2 separate regions of the Homo sapiens genome follow, and region 1 is linked to region 2. Evidence: chromatin loops called from intact Hi-C (ENCODE). Cell type or tissue: dorsolateral prefrontal cortex. All regions are shown on one strand. Links, peaks and the distances in the headings refer to the core of each region. The heading gives the core; the rest is flanking DNA. Region 1 overlaps HTR3B (5-hydroxytryptamine receptor 3B). Region 2 overlaps USP28 (ubiquitin specific peptidase 28).

Region 1 (8,000 bases), core at 1-8,000, 89 kb before region 2:
TGGTTGAATTAAATCTCAAAAAAACCTGCTATTTAAAAAAATGTATTAATAAAGAAAAGGGCAATTGTTTTTTAAGACATTTCCAGTAAATTTATAAGAAGTCTGATGCATACTATTAAAGAACTCTCCTTGAACTCATTTTTTTTCATTTCTTTCCATGTATAATCCATCACTAAAAACTGCATCCTTAAAAGAGAATAAAAGGATAAAAAACACAAGATGAAGAAATAGGAAATAAAATGTGTAAGACCAGCCTGGCCAACATGGTGAAACCCCGTCTCTACTAAAAATACAAAAATTAGCTGGGCATGGTGGTGGGAGCCTGTAATCCCAGCTACTTGGGAGGCTGAGGCAGAAGAATCGTTTGAACCCAGGAGGCGGAGGTTGCAGTGAGCAGAGATGGCGCCACTGCACTCCAGTCTGGGTGATAGAGAGAGCCTCTGTTTCAAAAAAAAAAAAAAAAAAAAAAAACAAATTCGTAAAACATTTCCTTTGCTGATTTAGGTTCAAAGCTCAAGAGTCACTTAGGTAACATTCGTATTTCTGTAATATTTAGTACAATACCAAATTTCAGTAAATGAAAGTGTTTAGGAAGTTGATGGCATGAAATCAAATAACAGCTCTCGTTTCCTCCCCAGAACTGGGTATACGAAATTAATTGTCCAATTATCCAGCGACATAAAAATCCATATTCTTTGTGCACAGGGTCAAGACTATGTACTACTCTGGAGAATTCAGGTTGGATAGGGGGTCAGAAGGCACCACTGGTATTATAGTCCATGTTGATGGTGCTCGTGGAATTGTGCAGAACAGAGACTACACAGTGGCTCTGCGCCAGGTGGCATCATTTGAAAGAGAAACAAGAAACTTTTTTAAATTTCCCCTTTTTATAATCAAGAAAGCAAATTACTAACAATAAGCATTATTTTTTCTCTTTGAGAAAGAGAAGGCATTCGGAGCACATAGAAACATAGTCGCCCTGCTTTAGTGGTTCAACAAAGCCTGGTCTGAGTGAACTTGTTCTACAGATATTAATGGAATTTAAATAGATACTTGGGAAAGGCAAGTTTTAAAGTAGTATAAAAAGTGAAAACCTTGAATTCACAAGTATTTCCCCAAGGAACAACTTGGAGCAGATGGACCACAGGGGACTCCCAGACAAGACTGGCTCAACGGGAGTCCTGGTAGCTGAAAAAAAAGCTCTAATGAGAGCTCGAGATTAGGTGTCACCACTTCTTGGCTTTTTTTTTTTTTTTTTTTTTTTGAGACAAGGTCTTGCTTTGTTGCCCAAGCTGGGGTGCAGTGGCACAATCATGGCTCACTGCAGCCTCAACCTCCCAGGCCCAAGTGATCCTCCCATTTCAGCCTCCCAAGTAGCTGGGACCAGAGATGTGCAACACCGTGCCTAGCTAATTAATTTATTATTATTAATTTTTGTAGAAACAGGGTGGTGCTATGTTGCCCAGGTTGGTCTCAAGTTCCCGGACTCAAGCAGTCCTCCCACCTTGGCCTCCCAAAGTGCTAGGATTACAGGTGTGAGCCACCGTGCCCAGCCTTCTTTGCAAATTTTACCAACTGAGAGATCATGAAATAGATTATGTCTCACCCACTAAAGCACAAAAGGTTCCATTCTAGGCTTGGTTGCAATCAATGAGGTTCCCCACAAATAGAAAGAAAAAAAGTTCAAAATGCAGTTTATATCACTGAGATATATAGTAGTTGACTATGCTTTCACAAGAAATACATTTTTACATCTATTCGATGTTCTTACCAGTTTGTTTATCACTGTCATACCCCGTGAATGTGCCTCATTGATTCAGTCATATGGCTGGGAGGAAGGTCTCTGTTTTCATGTTTCATTTCACTATCATTTTATTCAGTTGATTCTTCTTAACTGCCATATTGATGCCTTAGCTTGTTTTTCTCTTCTTGCCCATTGCTTTGCCACATTACATATAACAATGATGTTAAGAATTTTTTTCTAACACTTTATGGGGGTGGTTGAGAGGATTCGTCATTCAGCCCTGAAGAACACAATGTCAAAAAGTATTTTGAGGCTAAAACTAAAATCTTTTTTTGTCAAAGGAAACAAGTTTCTCAATGCCAGCTGGTGAACATAATTGGTTCTCTGGTGGCATTATTCACAGCTTTTCCCTCTGTGTATCTCGCCCTGTTTTTTTTCTTTAGATACCTTCCATCTTGCTTGTTAAAAGCAAAGGATATTTCAGAGAATTGGAATTCATTAGTCTTCCTAACAGAGGGAGTCTATTTAGATCTAAATTGGTGGTTAGCAAATATACAGATAATTCCCCTACATTCTTATTTATCTTTTCCAGTTCCGGAGACTATAGAAACAGATGCCTCAACGTCTGGCTGGGAGGCTCTAGTCAATGGACTGGAATACAAAGGTATCTGGGATTCGGAATTGACAAAACTCAATAGAAACAAATTGAAACTCTTCACTGTTGAGTAGATTATCTCTATAATCAGATTTCCCTAAGGTACTCATAATACCCAGAAATTCTAAGACAAGACTGTAGTCTTTTATATAAACAAAACAGGAGGCAAAACATTATAATGGAGGCGAGGTGCTGGGCTGAAAGCTCTTCATTCTAAACAAAAGTTGCCAGCAGTTCAGATGCTGGCAGATGCATCCAACAAGTTATCTATTCACGTTGGGAGTGTCCTTGTCTGTGCAGAATCTGTGAGTGATTTTTATCAAGTCCTTCAGAACTGTCCCTGCCTCTGGAACTAACTTTAGGCTTATCCCACCTACATGCAATAGAGACATTTACAGAGCATTTTTAGAGTAGCCATTTGTAAAGATAATCCTAGAATTGACCCTTATATTTTTTAATTCATTCATTCATTGGACAAGTATCAATCCAATATCTTGGAAATCAAATACATAGTGCTGCATGTTATGGAAAATATGAATATGAGTAAGAAAGTCCTTCCCTCAAGTAGCATACACTACATTAGGGCATAATTTAACATTTTAACAAATAACTGTGCATTAAGAAATACACAGACTTGCCGGGCGCGGTAGCTCACGCCTATAATCCCAGCACTTTGGGAGGCCAAGGCAGGCGGATCACGAGGTGAGGAGATTGAGACCATCCCGGCTAACATGGTGAAACCCCGTCTCTACTAAAAATACAAAAAATTAGCCGGGCGTAGTGGCGGGCGCCTGTAGTCCCAGCTACTCAGGAGGCTGAGGCAGGAGAATGGCGTGAACCGAGGAGGCGGAGCTTGTAGTGAGCCGAGATCTTGCCACTGCACTCCAGCCTGGGCGACAGAGCGAGACTGCGTCTCGCTCAGAAAAAATAAATAAATAAAATAAAAACACAGACTTGGCTCAGCCCGGCGGCTCATGCCTGTAATCCCAGCACTTTGGGAGGCTGAGGTGAGTGGATCACTTGAGGCCAGGAGTTCGAGACCAGCCTGGGCAACATGGCGAAATTAAGTCTCTACAAAAAATACAAAAATTAGCCCGATATGGTGGTATACACCTATAGTACCAGCTACTTGGGAGGCTGAGGTGGGAGGATCACCTGAGCCTGGGAGGTTGCAGTGAACTGAGGTCACGCCACTGTACTCCAGCCTGGATGATAGAGTGAGACCCTATCTCAAATAAATAAATAAATAAATAAAAACAAAAAAGAAAGAAAAGAAAGGAAAAGAAAATCCACACAGACTTAAGTGGATTTAAAGGAAGTGCTCTTACCTTGGAGAAATGAGGAAAATTTATTTTAAGAGCTGAGATTTGAAGGACTACAATATTTTGCAGATGGAGAATGAAGAGAAAGACATTTGGTAGGGGAAATAGCAGAATGAATGACTTACAGGCAGGAAACAACCATGGGTCCAGGCTCATTGTTGTACTGAGAACCGGGAGAAGATAATGTAAGATGGTAGACAGGGATAAAACTAGAGGGACAGAATATAAAATTTTTTCAGATTTCTGTAAGAAAATTTGCCAAATTCAATATGATGACATGTCTAACATAGTCTAATAACAAACAAGTATATTCTACAATTCTGGTAGGGAAATCCCACATCTTTAAAAAGATAATGGTGTTCTCCTTACCTACCATAAAGAATCTGATTTTACTTTCTTTTGTCAGGGTAGGAAGAAAGAGTTAGAAAAATATTTTCAATTCGATACACTTGTTCCAAGGGAAAATATTAATATAAATACTTTACACCTTTTCCATTTATCTCCAAATAAACCTCTAAAGGAAAGCCTGAGCAATTTTTTTTTTTTTTTTGAGACGGAGTCTCATTCTGTCGCCAAGTTGGAGTGCAGTGGAGCGATCTCAGCTCACTGCAATCTCTGCCTCCTGGGTCCAAGCGATTCTCCTGCCTCAGCCTCCCATCTGGGACTACAGGTGCCCACCACCACGCCCGGCCAGCAATTTTCTTTATCTTAATAAATACGAAGGGGCCGGGTGCAGTGGCTCACACTTGTAATCCTAGCACTTTGGGAGGCTGAGGCGGGCAGATCACAAGGTCAGGAGTTCAAGACCAGCCTGGCCAACATGGTGAAACCCCGTCTCTACTAAAAGTACAAAAATTAGCCAGGCGTGGTGGTGGGTGCCTATAATCCCAGCTACTTGGGAGGCTGAGGCAGGAGAATCACTTGAACCTGGGAGGCGGAGGTTGCAGTGAGCCGAGATCGTGCCACTGCACTCCACCCTGGTGACAGAGTGAGACTCTGACTCAAAAAAAAAATAAAAAATAAAAATAAATAGGAAGTCAGAAAGGAAAAAGATGGGCTGGACGGGATGGCTTATGCCTGTAATCCCACCACTCTGGGAGGCTGAGGTGGGTGGATCACTTGCGGTCTGGAGTTCAAGACCAGCCTGGCCAATGTGGTGAAACCCCATCTCTACTAAAAATACAAAAATTAGCCAGGTGTGGTGGTGGGCACCTGTAATCCCAGCTACTTGGGAGGCTGAGGCAGGAAAATCGCTTGAACCCAGGAGGCAGAGGTTGCAGTGAGCCGAGATTGCACCAGTGCACTCCAGACTGGGCGACAGAGTGAGACTCTGTCTCAAAAAAAAATAAAAATAAAAAACTTGAAGGAATTTTCTATTCAAGCTGTTTAAGACTAGGCTTTTTAGTAAGAGGTATTTCCTGGTATTTAATTAAACAATATTTTCTAAGATCTTAGGGCTAGGACTCTTACTTAATAGGATAATTGGGGAAATATGGCCATGCACAGTAGCTCATGCCTGTAATCCCAGCACTTTGGGAGGCCAAGGTGGGTGGATCACTCAATGTCAGGAGTTTGAGACCAGTCTGGCCAACATAGTGTAACCCCGTCTCTACTAAAAATACAAGTTAGCTGGACATGGTGGTAGGTGCCTGTAATCCTAGCTACTTAGGAGGCTGAGGCAGGAGAATCGTTTGAACCCGGGAGGCGGAGGTTACTGTGAGCCGAGATCATGCCACTGCACTACATCCTGGGTGACAGAGTGAGTCTCCATCTCAAAAAACAAACAAACAAACAAAAAACTGGGAAAAGTACAATTTGTTGTTTAAAAGAGGGAATTCTGGGCCAGGCGCGGTGGCTCACGCCTGTAATCCCAGCACTTTGGGAGGCTGAGGCGGGCAGATCACCTGAGGTCCGGAGTCTGAGACCAGCATGGCCAACATGATGAAACCCAGTCTCTACTAAAAATACAAAATTAGCCTGGCGTGGTGGCACATGCTTGTAATCCCAGCTACTCGGGAGGCTGAGGCAGGAGAATCGCTTGAACCCGGGAGGCGGAGGTTGTGGTGAGCCAAGATCACGCCATTGCACCCCAGCCTGGGCAACAAGAGTGAAACTCCATCTCAAAAAAAGTAAAAATAAAAACAAAAATAAAATAATAAAGGAATTTTTAGGGGTACCATTTAAATATTCCTCTTTACAATGAAACAATTGATTAGGGGTTTATCTAAGTTGGGGGAAAATGACACCAAAGTAACCTGAATCAGTAAAAAGGAAAAAAAATTTAAACCTTGTACTCTTTTTGTTGTTGTTGTTGTTGTTGTTGTTGTTGTTGTTGTTTTGAGATGGAGTTTTGCTCTTGTTGCCCAGGCTGGAGTGCAATGGTGCAATCTCGGCTCACCGCAACCTCCGCCTCCCAGGTTCAAGCAATTCTCCTGCCTCGGTCTCCCAAGTAGCTGGGATTACGAGCATGTGCCACCATGCCCGGCTAATTTTGTATTTTTTTAGTAGAGACAGGGGTTTCTCCATGTTGAGGCTGGTCTCGAACTCCTGACCTCAGGTGATCCACCTGCCTCGGCCTCCCAAAGTGCTGGGATTACAGGCGTGAGCCACAGCGCCCTGCCTAAACCTTGTACTCTTAAGTTTCAAATTAATTTTTTCATTGATTTAAATGCCTAATTCTCAGTCCCAAAAAATCAAAGACTCTGATTCACTGGTAGTACTAAAATAGTAACATAGAAAAACATCCCTATTAAAATAAATTGAAACTGAATCATTAAATTATTTTAACAGGTTACCTTAAAATAATAACATCATTTTGTGGGTATATTTTGTATGTAAATGTAAAATTGAAGATAAAAGTAGCACAAAAGAGGCGGGAGCAGGTAAATGGAATTTTACTGTTGTAAGTTTCGTACATTTTATGTGAAGTGTCAAAATATTAATTCTAAGTACACTGTAATAAGTTAATGATGAATATGGAAATTCCTAAGGCAAAGTCTAAAAAAAATACAAAGATGGATCGCTAAAAAGCTAATAGAGGAACTATAATCCAATATTTAAAATATTTTTAACATTTATTAAAAATTTAAAAATTCCGGAAAATAAAGTAGGATATGAGGAATAGAACAAAAAACAGATGAGAAAACTAGAAAACAAATAGCAAGATGGTACTGGCAAATGAGCTAAACATTTCCACTAAAATGCATAGATTGGCTGGTCACTGTGGCTCATACCTGTAATTCCAACACTTTCGGAGGCCAAGACAGGCAGATCACTTGAGGTCAAGAGTTTAAGACCAGACTGGTCAACATGGTGAAACCCCGTCTCTACTAAAAATACAAAAATTAGCCAGGTGTGGTGGCGCATGCCTGTAATCCCAGCTATTCAGGAGGCTGAGGCAGGAGAATTGCTTAAACCCAGAACGTGGAGGTTGCAGCGAGCCAAGACTGGGCCACTGCACTCCAGCCTGGGGGACAGAGTGAGACTCCATACTGAAAAAAAAAAATGCATAGATTGTCATACTGGTTTAAAAAAAAAAAAAAGCCCTAACCTGGAATAGTATTCAGCAACAAAAAGAAATGAACTATTGGCGTTCACAACAACACAGATGGACCATAAGGGAATTATGCTAAAGGAAAAAAGCCAATCTCAAAGGTAGTATATTGTATGATTCCATTTATATAATATTCTTGAAATAGCCTAAAGATGGAGAAAAGATTAGTGGTTGCCAGGGGTTAGGAGTCAGCAGAGAGAAAGGAATGTGGCTATAAAGGGATAGCACCTGGGGGCCCTGTGGTGTTGATACAATTATGTACTTTGATTGTGGTGCTGATTACAAAAAGCTACACATGTAATAAAATTACATAGAACTACACACACACACACACACACACACACACGAGTACACACAAGCAGGAGAAATCTGAATAAGCTCTATAGATTGTACCAGTGTTCATTTTCTAGTATTGACACTGTAATATATATATATTTGCAAGATGTTAACAGTATGAGAGATTGAGTGAAGTGTACACAGGGCCTGCCTATATATTTCTTTTCAGCATGTACCTAACTATATATTGTTATAAGAAATGACTTCAAATACAAAGGACATCAAATGATACAAATAGGTTGGAAATAAAAGGATGGCCAAGAATATGCCATGTGGGAAGCAAGCATAAGAAAAACTTCATAAAAGGGAATATTATCAGAGATGAAGTGGAGCGTTTCATAACAGTAAAAGGATCTGTTCATTACGAAGACATATAGGCTGGGCACAGTG
Region 2 (9,405 bases), core at 785-8,784:
TTCTAGGCCCTTGATGTAGGAGTGAACAAAACAAAGACAACTGTGCCCACATGGAATGTAAATTCTCATGAGGTGAGATAGAAAATGAACAGTAAACTAAAAACTAACAGAATGATGAACTAGCTGAATAAAATGTGTATAATACATTAGACTGTGATTGGTCCAGTAGAAAAAAGAGCAAGGTTAGGGAGATTGGAACTGCAGGAGAGGTGGGAACAGGTTGCAGTATTAACTGTGGTGTTGGATGAGCCTCACTGTGGTGGGGAAGGGGATGAGACTGAAAAGGGAGTGAACCAGGCAGCTATTGGGATAAAAAAACATTCCAGGTAGAGGAACACATAGAGCAGTGGCTTCATGGTGGGAATGGGCTTGGTGTGTTCAGGGAACGTGCTGGAGTCCAAGTGGCTGGATGCTAAGAGCAAAGGGAGGGTCACTGGAGAGGAGGGTCTGAGTGGACAGGGAGTTACTGAAAGTCCCCAGTGGCAGACTGATCAACTCTGGCTCAAGTATTAAGAGTCTCCCTCTGGCTCCTGTGGCGAGATGAGGATGGAGGGGCAAGGATGCACAGGGAGAGACCCATGGCTGTCATCCATGAAGAGTGATGGTGACTCGGACTGGACTGGTAGCCCTGGAAATAGAAAAGAGTTGGAGTTCTTGATATATTCTCAAGGCAGCACTGACAGGATGTCCTCAGGGATTGGATGTTGACTCTAGTCACCTAGGAGGATGTCAGGACTTGGGAGAGTGAGGAAAGCTGTTACTAGATGACAGTCTTCAGTGAATCGGGAGCTTCATTTTTGCCATATTAGCGAGGTACTTAGAAGGAGCTGCGTGGCAGTTGTGAGCAAGTGTGAGTGGGTGGAGGGAAGTTCTGGAAGCAGAGAGACCATGTGCAAGTGAGCGGCGATGGGAGTTGGATTAGAGCAGCTGATGGGGTGCTGATGGGGAGAAAGCAGTTAGGTTATAAAGAGCACCTAGAGTCAGAGGCCAAGGGACTTGTTACTTACTAGATGTGAATGGCGAGGAGAAAGATTCAAGGATTTTTCTGCAGTTCTAAACTTTGGTGACTGGGGGAGGAGGATGTAATAATGAAGTGACGCAGAAAACACAGAAGCAGCAGCGGTTGGGTAAGGAATAAATTGGGAGATGTGAATAGTATTAGCTCACACTTAATGTGTTCTTTTTTGTTGTTTTTCTTTTTTTTTGTTTTGAGACAGTTTCGTTCTTGTTGCCCTGGCTGGTATGCAATGGTGCGATCTCGGCTCACGGCAACCTCTGCCTCCAGGGTTCAAGCGATTCTCCTGCCTCAGCCTCCCGAGCAGCTGGGACTATAGGCATGCCACCATGCCCGGCTAATTTTGTATTTTTAGTAGAGATGGGGTTTCTCCATGTTGGTCAGGCTGGTCTTGAACTCCTGACCTCAGGTGATCTGCCCGCCTCAGCCTCCCAAAGTGCTGGGATTACAGGCGTAAGCCACCACTTCCAGCCTAATGTGGTTTTTAAGAATAATGGCAAAGCCCGATTTTCCTGATGGTGAAGAGGTGGAGTTAAATGGCTGAGAATGTAAAGCCATTTTTCTCACAGCAGAATAGAAACTCAAGAATGTCACAGGGTAGCCAGCAGAGTAGGAATGCAAGTGTGTTAGGTAGACAGGTGAGGTGGAAGAGAAGAGAGTGGCAGAGGATACAGCTCACCAGCCAAGCCCTGGTCCCAGAGAGAACTTTGGTGCAGCATGACCTGGGTTTACACTTCAGTCCGGTTGAACACTCACCCTGTTGGCTGAATCCCGCCAGGGCTTGTGTTAGAGTGAGGGAAGCCAGAGAGGTGCACGTGGGCTCTAGTCAGTACCGACACTTGGATTCTTTGGTTGACATTAGGAAATATACCTGGGGCTTTTAGAATACCAAGAAGCTGTTTTATTTAGTTCTAATTCCAAAGTTTTGCCTATTATCTACCTAGGATGCTTCTTCAGGAGTTCCACCGTGCAGGCCTGAGAGGGTTTTCATTTGAGGAGCATGTTGGGATGAGGAGTTGTATATTCATACAGGAGATATTTTTAAAGAAAATTAACTTATGAAAGGTATTCATAGTAGAAAAATGTGATTTGCAAATAATAAAAAGAATCCCTCTCTCCAGTTCTACCATCTGCTGTTAAACTTTTAAAAAATACAATACTATGACAAGGAGTGGAGAATAGTAAACACTGCTATACTAACCACCTAGCTTAAAAAATTAATGTTACAAATTTCTGTTCTATTGAGTTCCTGTTGTGACATCCTCCCTTTCCCACAGTCATAACCACACATGGATGTATCCCTGAACAATACGTAGTATTGTTTTACATGTTGTTAAACTTAATATAAGCAGTATAATACTTTTTTTCTGTAACTTTTTTTCACTCAAAATGTGTTTTTGAGGTTTATCCATGTTGATACACATAGCTCTTGTTTTTTTCATTTTCACTTTATATAGTAGGTCATTTTATAAACACTTTTTACAATATTATTTCAATGACTGCTTAATAGTCTATTGTATAAATGTAGTATAGTTTATATAAACTACTTCTTTTGGCTGGGCTTGGTGGCTTATGCTTGTAATCCCAACACTTTGGGAGGCCAAAGCGGGCAGATCCCTTGAGCTCAGGAGTTTGAGACCATCCTGGGCAACATAGGGAGACCCTGTCTCTACAAAACCAAACCAAAACAAAACAAAAGCTACTCCTTTTGTTAGACATTAGGTTGTTTCTATTTTTTACCTAAAAGTATTAATATTCTTTGAGCTAATTTTTTGTGCACAACCATTATTTCCTTAGAAATAACATAAGTCAAATTGCCAGGTTGATAGTTTTGCATACTTTTAAATATGAAATAAAATATTTGAAGTGAAAAATACATATGTTGCTGCAGTTATTTTCAGGAAAGGCTATGAATCCCTTTCTTTCTTTATTTCAGTCTCTCTTTCAATTGCCTGAATTTCGAAGACTTGTTCTCAGTTATAGTCTGCCACAAAATGTACTTGAAAATTGTCGAAGTCATACAGTAAGTTGGTGTCAAGGAATTTCTTCACTGTTGTTTAGTCCCTTTCATCCCTAAGGCTTCTAGATTTTTGCCTAAAGCTGATATCCGTGATACTCTTTGGCTTGTGCTAATTATTTGTTTTCATTTCTAAATGGCTCATTTTCCTTTTTTGGGATAACATATAAGGGTATGCAAAAATGTAAAATTAAGTAGGAGTAAAATGAGAAAAACAGCTCCAAGAATATGTGGGTGGGGAGACCCTGAATACCTGTTGTGTTTGTTGTATCCTTTCTCTTCCTGAGCTGCTTAGGCAATGTGATGCTGGAGAGATGCCCTGATGCCAGAGACCTGAGCCGCCTTAGTCTATTTTATTCTGTTTTTGCCAAAGGTCGTAGCCTCCTCCTAGCAATTTAACCCTTCCCAGGATTTCACCTTGGCGCAATGCATTTTCCTCATGAGAAGGAGGGCAGCAGCTTCAGAAAGTGGACATTTCTGTTTTTCCAACAGTGCTGTCTCTGGCTTCTACATAGTTATTCTTCAGTTTAGAGTACAGTCCTTACCAGAGTCCCTGTAACACACATAGCCCTGTGACTTTGACCTAGATCTAGGTAAATATAAATGAGGGCATGATTATTGACAACTTTTTTTTCTTTACACGTTCTGATTTTCTAAATGAGATATTGTAAGAGTACATGTACTGTGTTTTCTACAGGAAAAGAGAAATATCATGTTTATGCAAGAGCTTCAGTATTTGTTTGCTCTAATGATGGGATCAAATAGAAAATTTGTAGACCCGTCTGCAGCCCTGGATCTATTAAAGGGAGCATTCCGATCATCTGAGGAACAGCAGGTACAAAAGAAGCCTTGTTCTTGAGTTTGAAGTCATGCCTTGTCAGTGTTAATGCGGTACTGCTTCATTTCAACTGCGTAACAAGCTGTGAACATGACTAAGCAGGACTATGGATGCTCGTTTCTGACTTTTGTTTTGCCTACAGAACAGGTGGTGAGAGAGAAAGCATGTGTGTGTGAGAGAGTGTGCGTGTGTTGCACGGGGGCTGGCAGTTCTAAAGAGAAGAAGAAATAGTAGTAGAAAGAATGTAGAATTATACCGGGGCTATTGATGTAGAAAGGAGGAGATTGGAAAATACCTCAATGAGCTGTAACAAAAGGGATACCAAGAAAAGTAGTCCTTTGTCTGCACCTTTGTCTTGGAATGGTCCAGATGGAAATAGTATCTTTAAAACTATCTAAACCTGAGTTCAGGAGCTTTTCGGAGCTTTTCTCAGCAACTTCTCTCTTCTAGACTTTCCCTTCCCTACCTCCTATTAAAAAATAGCCGGGCATGGTGGTACGCACCTGTAGTCCCAGCTACTTGGGAGGTTGAGGCAGGAAGATCCCTGGAACCCAGGAGTTTGAGGCTGCAATAAGCTGTGATTGCACTACTGTACTCCAGCCTGGGTGACAGAGTGAGACCCCGTCTCTGAAAAAATAATTTAAAAACAAAAACAAAGCTGTCACTAATTAGATCATCTTCTTCCTCATATGATTTTTTTTCTTTCTCTATTTGAAGGTCCTACAGTTCTACAAAATTCTCAAAACATTGAAGTTTTCTTTCTTTATTCAGATCTCTGTATTGTTCTAGAGTTCCTTGGGCCTTTTTCTTAAAAAGTCCTACTTGGAAGATTTTGTTTATTTTTCTTTCTTTGTCATAAATAGATGTGGCTGGAAGTAGTAGAGTTCCAGCTTCCTTCTAGCTACAACTTTCAGGTTGCTTAATGCACCTTCTTTTTTATGTATAGTAGCTGGGTTTCAGTGTTCCTATGTTTTCATGATATTCAGCCCCCAAAAATAAACGCTTTCAGGCTGTGCGCAATAGCTGATGCCTGTAATCCCAGCACTTGCGACGCCGAGGCAGGTGGATCATTTGAGGTCAGGAGTTCAAGACCAGCTTGGCCAACATGGTGAAACCCCGTCTCAGCTAAAAATACAAAAATTAGCCAGGCATGGTGGCATGTGCCTGTAATCCCAGCTACTTGGGAGGCTGAGGCAGGAGAATCGCTTGAATCTGGGAGGTGGAGGCTGCATTGAGCTGAGATCGCGCCACTGCACTCCAGTCTGGGCGACAGAGTGAGACCCTGTCTCAAAACAAAAAAAGAAAAGAAAAAAAGAAATGCTTTTATAGTAGTATAATCTTAATTCATTGGTGGGATAAGGATAAATTTTAATTTCTCTTAGTATTGCATCTAACTTTTATGCAATTTGTGCCTCTCTTATAGCAAGATGTGAGTGAATTCACACACAAGCTCCTGGATTGGCTAGAGGACGCATTCCAGCTAGCTGTTAATGTTAAGTGAGTGTTGAGGGTTTGTTTGTACATCCTTCCGACTCACAGTGGGCCAGTGAGAATTATATGCTGGAAAGTTACTCTCCTTAACTAGAAATTGCTGGTTTTTAACCATACCTCCTGGGATAACCACTGAGGTAGTCCTCATCATGTATCCCTGTCGCCTTCAGCTTTCCCCTCTGAGGATGTACCAGTCATCTTATCCTGCAGCTTTTTTTTTTTTCTAACTAAAGGACTGTAACTGTTAACTTTGTTAATAAACTCAGCATGTGCTGTAAAATGTATTTGTAAAAAGGACAAATCAACCTCTGTTGTGAACATGATGGTATAATATGGGTACTTAAATTTAAGATCCCTTTTGAGGTCTACTAAGAATGTGTAGAGGATAGGTTATAGTCATTTCAGTCACTGAGAGAAGTGAAACTTAGGGCACGATACGGATATCCCTCTGAGAAATCTGTGTTTTAAATGGTTTCAATTCTAGGTAGAAGCATTGTAACTATAAAATAGTTTTGGAAACGGCAACTCAACGTAGCAATTTAAGAAGGACTTGTAAGGAGAAACTTTTTATTTCTGTTGTACCATGGAGAAAAATTTTTTGTATTTATTTGTAAAACTATGCAACAGAGTTCATTCTTACCTTTATACTGCTTCTATACCTTGTATACATCTATCATTGGATATAGATGTATATACTGAAAGCATATTTGTCTGCATGTGTGACTCCACTATTAGGCTTTAAGCTCCTTAAGTCCAGGGATTGGGCCTTCTTGTCTTTGTGTCTTCAGAGTTTAGCACAATGCTCGAAAGAAGGTGTTCAATAAATATTTGAACTGAACTAATTGTTACTTATTTAGATCATACCTGGCTCTTTGGGGGTTGATGAAAATGCACTATTTTTGCTTTTGAATGATGCTTGGATTTTATGTAGCACATATCTTAATCCAAACAATCCAGAATTGTCTCCTTTTCCTAAAAGCAGCAGTCCCAGGAACAAATCTGAAAATCCAATGGTGCAGCTGTTCTATGGTACTTTCCTGACTGAAGGGGTTCGTGAAGGTAAATTCTCTGCTCTGAATTTTAATTCTAGACCTTTGATCATATCTTTATTACTGTGTCCCTTTGAGGAGGCAGTATAGTGAATAGGCTTGAGAGTCAGCAGTACTCAGCTCTGAATATTGGTTCTGCCTCTTGGTATCTGTTTAACTGTGGATAAACTATGGGAGCTTCTGGATCCTCAGTCTCTTCATCTGTAAAATGTGCACAATCTTTATCTCAGATTTGTCATATTAATACTTGCACAGCCCAAATCTGACATTAATGTCAGATAGTGATTTTACTCGGTTTTCTCTGTGTTGCTTATTCTAATATAATACTTAATCTCAAAAGGTTTTATTGAGTGAGACTGCCAAAAATGTTTTTCTAGACTAGAGGCTTTTCACTCTGGAGGCTTATCTATCTAAGCTACATGCAAGGCACATAATTTATTTTTAATTATGAAGAGTTTAGAATACATTCAAATAGAGCAATTTTACAACCTCCATGAACCCAGCCTTAGCCCACAGCCAGTCATTCCCCATCTCACCCCACTCTTACCAATCTGATACTCTTTTTAAAACATAACCCAATACCAATATGACTCTGAAAAATAGCATTTTAAACTATCAAATATCTAGTCAGTGTTGAGATTTCTAATTTGTTTTCATAATTTTTTAAAAATAGAAAATTTATTTTTAGAGTTTGTTTTAGTCAGGACCCCAGTGTGTGATTCATTTATGACTGAATATTTGTAGGCTCCCCCTCCATCGTTTTTTCCTTGAAATGTATTTTTTGGAGAAACTGGGTTGTTTGTTCTGTAGCATTTCCCACAGTTGGAAATTTTGCTGTTTGCATGTCCTCTGATACATATTTAACATATTTTAACATATCCCCATGTTCTTCTCTATTCCTCCTCTTATAAATTGGTAGTTGGATCTAGAGATTTGACTAGACTTAGCTAAGGCTTTTTTTGGCAAGACTATTCACAGATGGTGAGAAAACTCTTGATTAGGAAGTACATAATGTCTGGTTGTCTTTGCATTTTTTTTTTTTTTTTTTTTTTGAGACAAGTCCTTGCTCTGTTGCCCAGGTTGTAGCGCAGTGGCAACATCATAGCTTACTGTAACCTTGGACTTCTGGGCTCAAGAAATCCTCCTACCTTATCCTCCTGAGTAGCCAGGACTTCAGGCGTGTGTTACTGCACCCGGATAATTTTTATTTTTTGTAGAGACAGGGGTGTCACTGTGTTTTCCAGGCTGGTCAAACTCCTGGCCTCAAGTGATCCTCCCACCTTGGCCTCCCAAAGTGGTGGGATTACAGGCATAAGCCACGAAGCCCCTGGTCTTTTTCCAGTGTTACTGGTTTTCATTGTTCAGTGTCTAGATTGACTGGCTCACTAGAGGTTGCTATAAAGGCGTAAGTGCATTTCTAACCAGCTATCAGGAAGTTGCTGAATTTAAAATGTTGTCTCTGTGGAGCCAGAAGATAGGCTTTAGATAGTCATAGTGATGTCTTTTTTAAAAAGTCTCTCTCTTTGCCTAGGAAAACCCTTTTGTAACAATGAGACCTTCGGCCAGTATCCTCTTCAGGTAAACGGTTATCGCAACTTAGACGAGTGTTTGGAAGGGGCCATGGTGGAGGGTGATGTTGAGCTTCTTCCCTCCGATCACTCGGTGAAGTATGGACAAGAGGTACGTTGGAGATCTTTATTTGCTGTGCCAGTGACAAAGCCAGTTAAGTAGGAGTGAGCTTTTGGGCAGACTAGTTTCCCATCACATATTAAGTAACTTTACACTTAGCAGAACTTGAATTTGTCTTAAGTCTCTCATCAGTTGATGTGAGTCAGTGAGTATCAGTACTTTGATAAATAATTTTTACTAAAACTATGAATTTGAGTTACTCGTGTAAAGGTTGTATGCTGCTTCTGATGTTTTAAGTATGATCAAGTTTCTCTCTTTCTGTTGAAGCCTACCTGTACCTGAGTAGGGAGAACCCACTGCCTCCATATTTTCGGAGGGTAAAAGTACAGTGATTAACTCCTATGGTATGCCATTTAGAATATTTTCCCTATTATAGTATTTACTGTTCTCAATTGTAAATTCTGCCTTTGCTTTTAACATTTTTAAAATTTAATTTTCATTTGTTTATTTATGTATCTATTTTTTTTCTGGGTTGGAAAGACGGGGGAAGTTAAAGGGAGAGCATGGGTAGTTAACATCTCAGTATTCCAGTTAGGTTAAGAATTAGTGAATAGCATTTGTAACATAATTCTTTACACAGTTGGGATTGTTCTCCATTGATCATACATTTTGAGACAAAACTGTGGCTTATATATGATTCCAACTCAGTAATTACTATAGGAGAAAGTGGAGCTTTCCTGAATTAAAATAGGGAGCCTAACATGAGCCATATGAAAATACATTCACTGTAGAGCAGTGTTGGAACTCAGAGAGCTGCTGCCTCCCTGGATTTTCAAGGAAAAACTGATTCCTAATGGAGGAATTACGTCATCTGTACCATCTGTGCAAACCTGGTGCATCCTCTTACAAAAGAGGGAGTCTTCACCAGCTATACTTAGGCCTGTGGAGACCTGTATTCCAGGATGGGAATTCTATAAAAATTAAACAAAACAACAAAATTGTCATGCTCATTTAGATTTCACCCTGAGGTGGTCTCACAGGCTGTGTGAATTCACCTCATTATGCTGACAGGGTATCTGAAGGGAATGTTGCTTGCACTTGTGGTAAAGGAAATATTTTAAAGCTGTTGACAGGAACCTCAGACATACAGGTGAATTGAATAGAAAAGCCAAATCTGATTTAGCTTTTCCTCACCTGTGATCCCTGACTGTTGAGTCTTTTTTATGTCAGTGCCTTCCTTCTTTGAAACTCAAGTAACATCGTAGGTTGATTTGACTGGCTTCTTTATGAGACCTCTGTAAGTTTTTGAAATTCAGAGATTTTTCTTAGAAATTGAGAAATTGTAAAACCATGAGGCTATTTCAAA

What was found. Hi-C counts contacts between places; a loop is a spot of excess contacts. Peaks named below come from ENCODE experiments on the same cell type or tissue, not always from the same donor. Only the 100,000 strongest peaks of a DNase experiment are listed, where the experiment ranks them.
Region 1: it touches region 2 in a loop (7-fold over the local background); 1 of 110 quality-filtered maps calls a loop at or near these places.

What each region holds. Positions count from the first base shown.
Region 1 is chr11:113,917,889-113,925,888 of GRCh38, reverse strand. The region is part of intron 2 of HTR3B (5-hydroxytryptamine receptor 3B); the gene reads right to left. Among named protein-coding and RNA genes, the nearest start is that of HTR3B, 17 kb to the right of the region's middle. In dorsolateral prefrontal cortex, for the core only: no CTCF peak of the experiment used is centred there; no DNase peak of the experiment used is centred there; H3K27ac peaks cover 3,015 bases.
Region 2 is chr11:113,827,882-113,837,286 of GRCh38, reverse strand. It overlaps USP28 (ubiquitin specific peptidase 28), which reads left to right. Exons shown (of 26, transcript NM_001346252.4): 6 at 2,952-3,038; 7 at 3,730-3,867; 8 at 5,294-5,367; 9 at 6,344-6,420; 10 at 7,942-8,090. Among named protein-coding and RNA genes, the nearest start is that of USP28, 43 kb to the left of the region's middle. In dorsolateral prefrontal cortex, for the core only: no CTCF peak of the experiment used is centred there; no DNase peak of the experiment used is centred there; H3K27ac peaks cover 3,684 bases.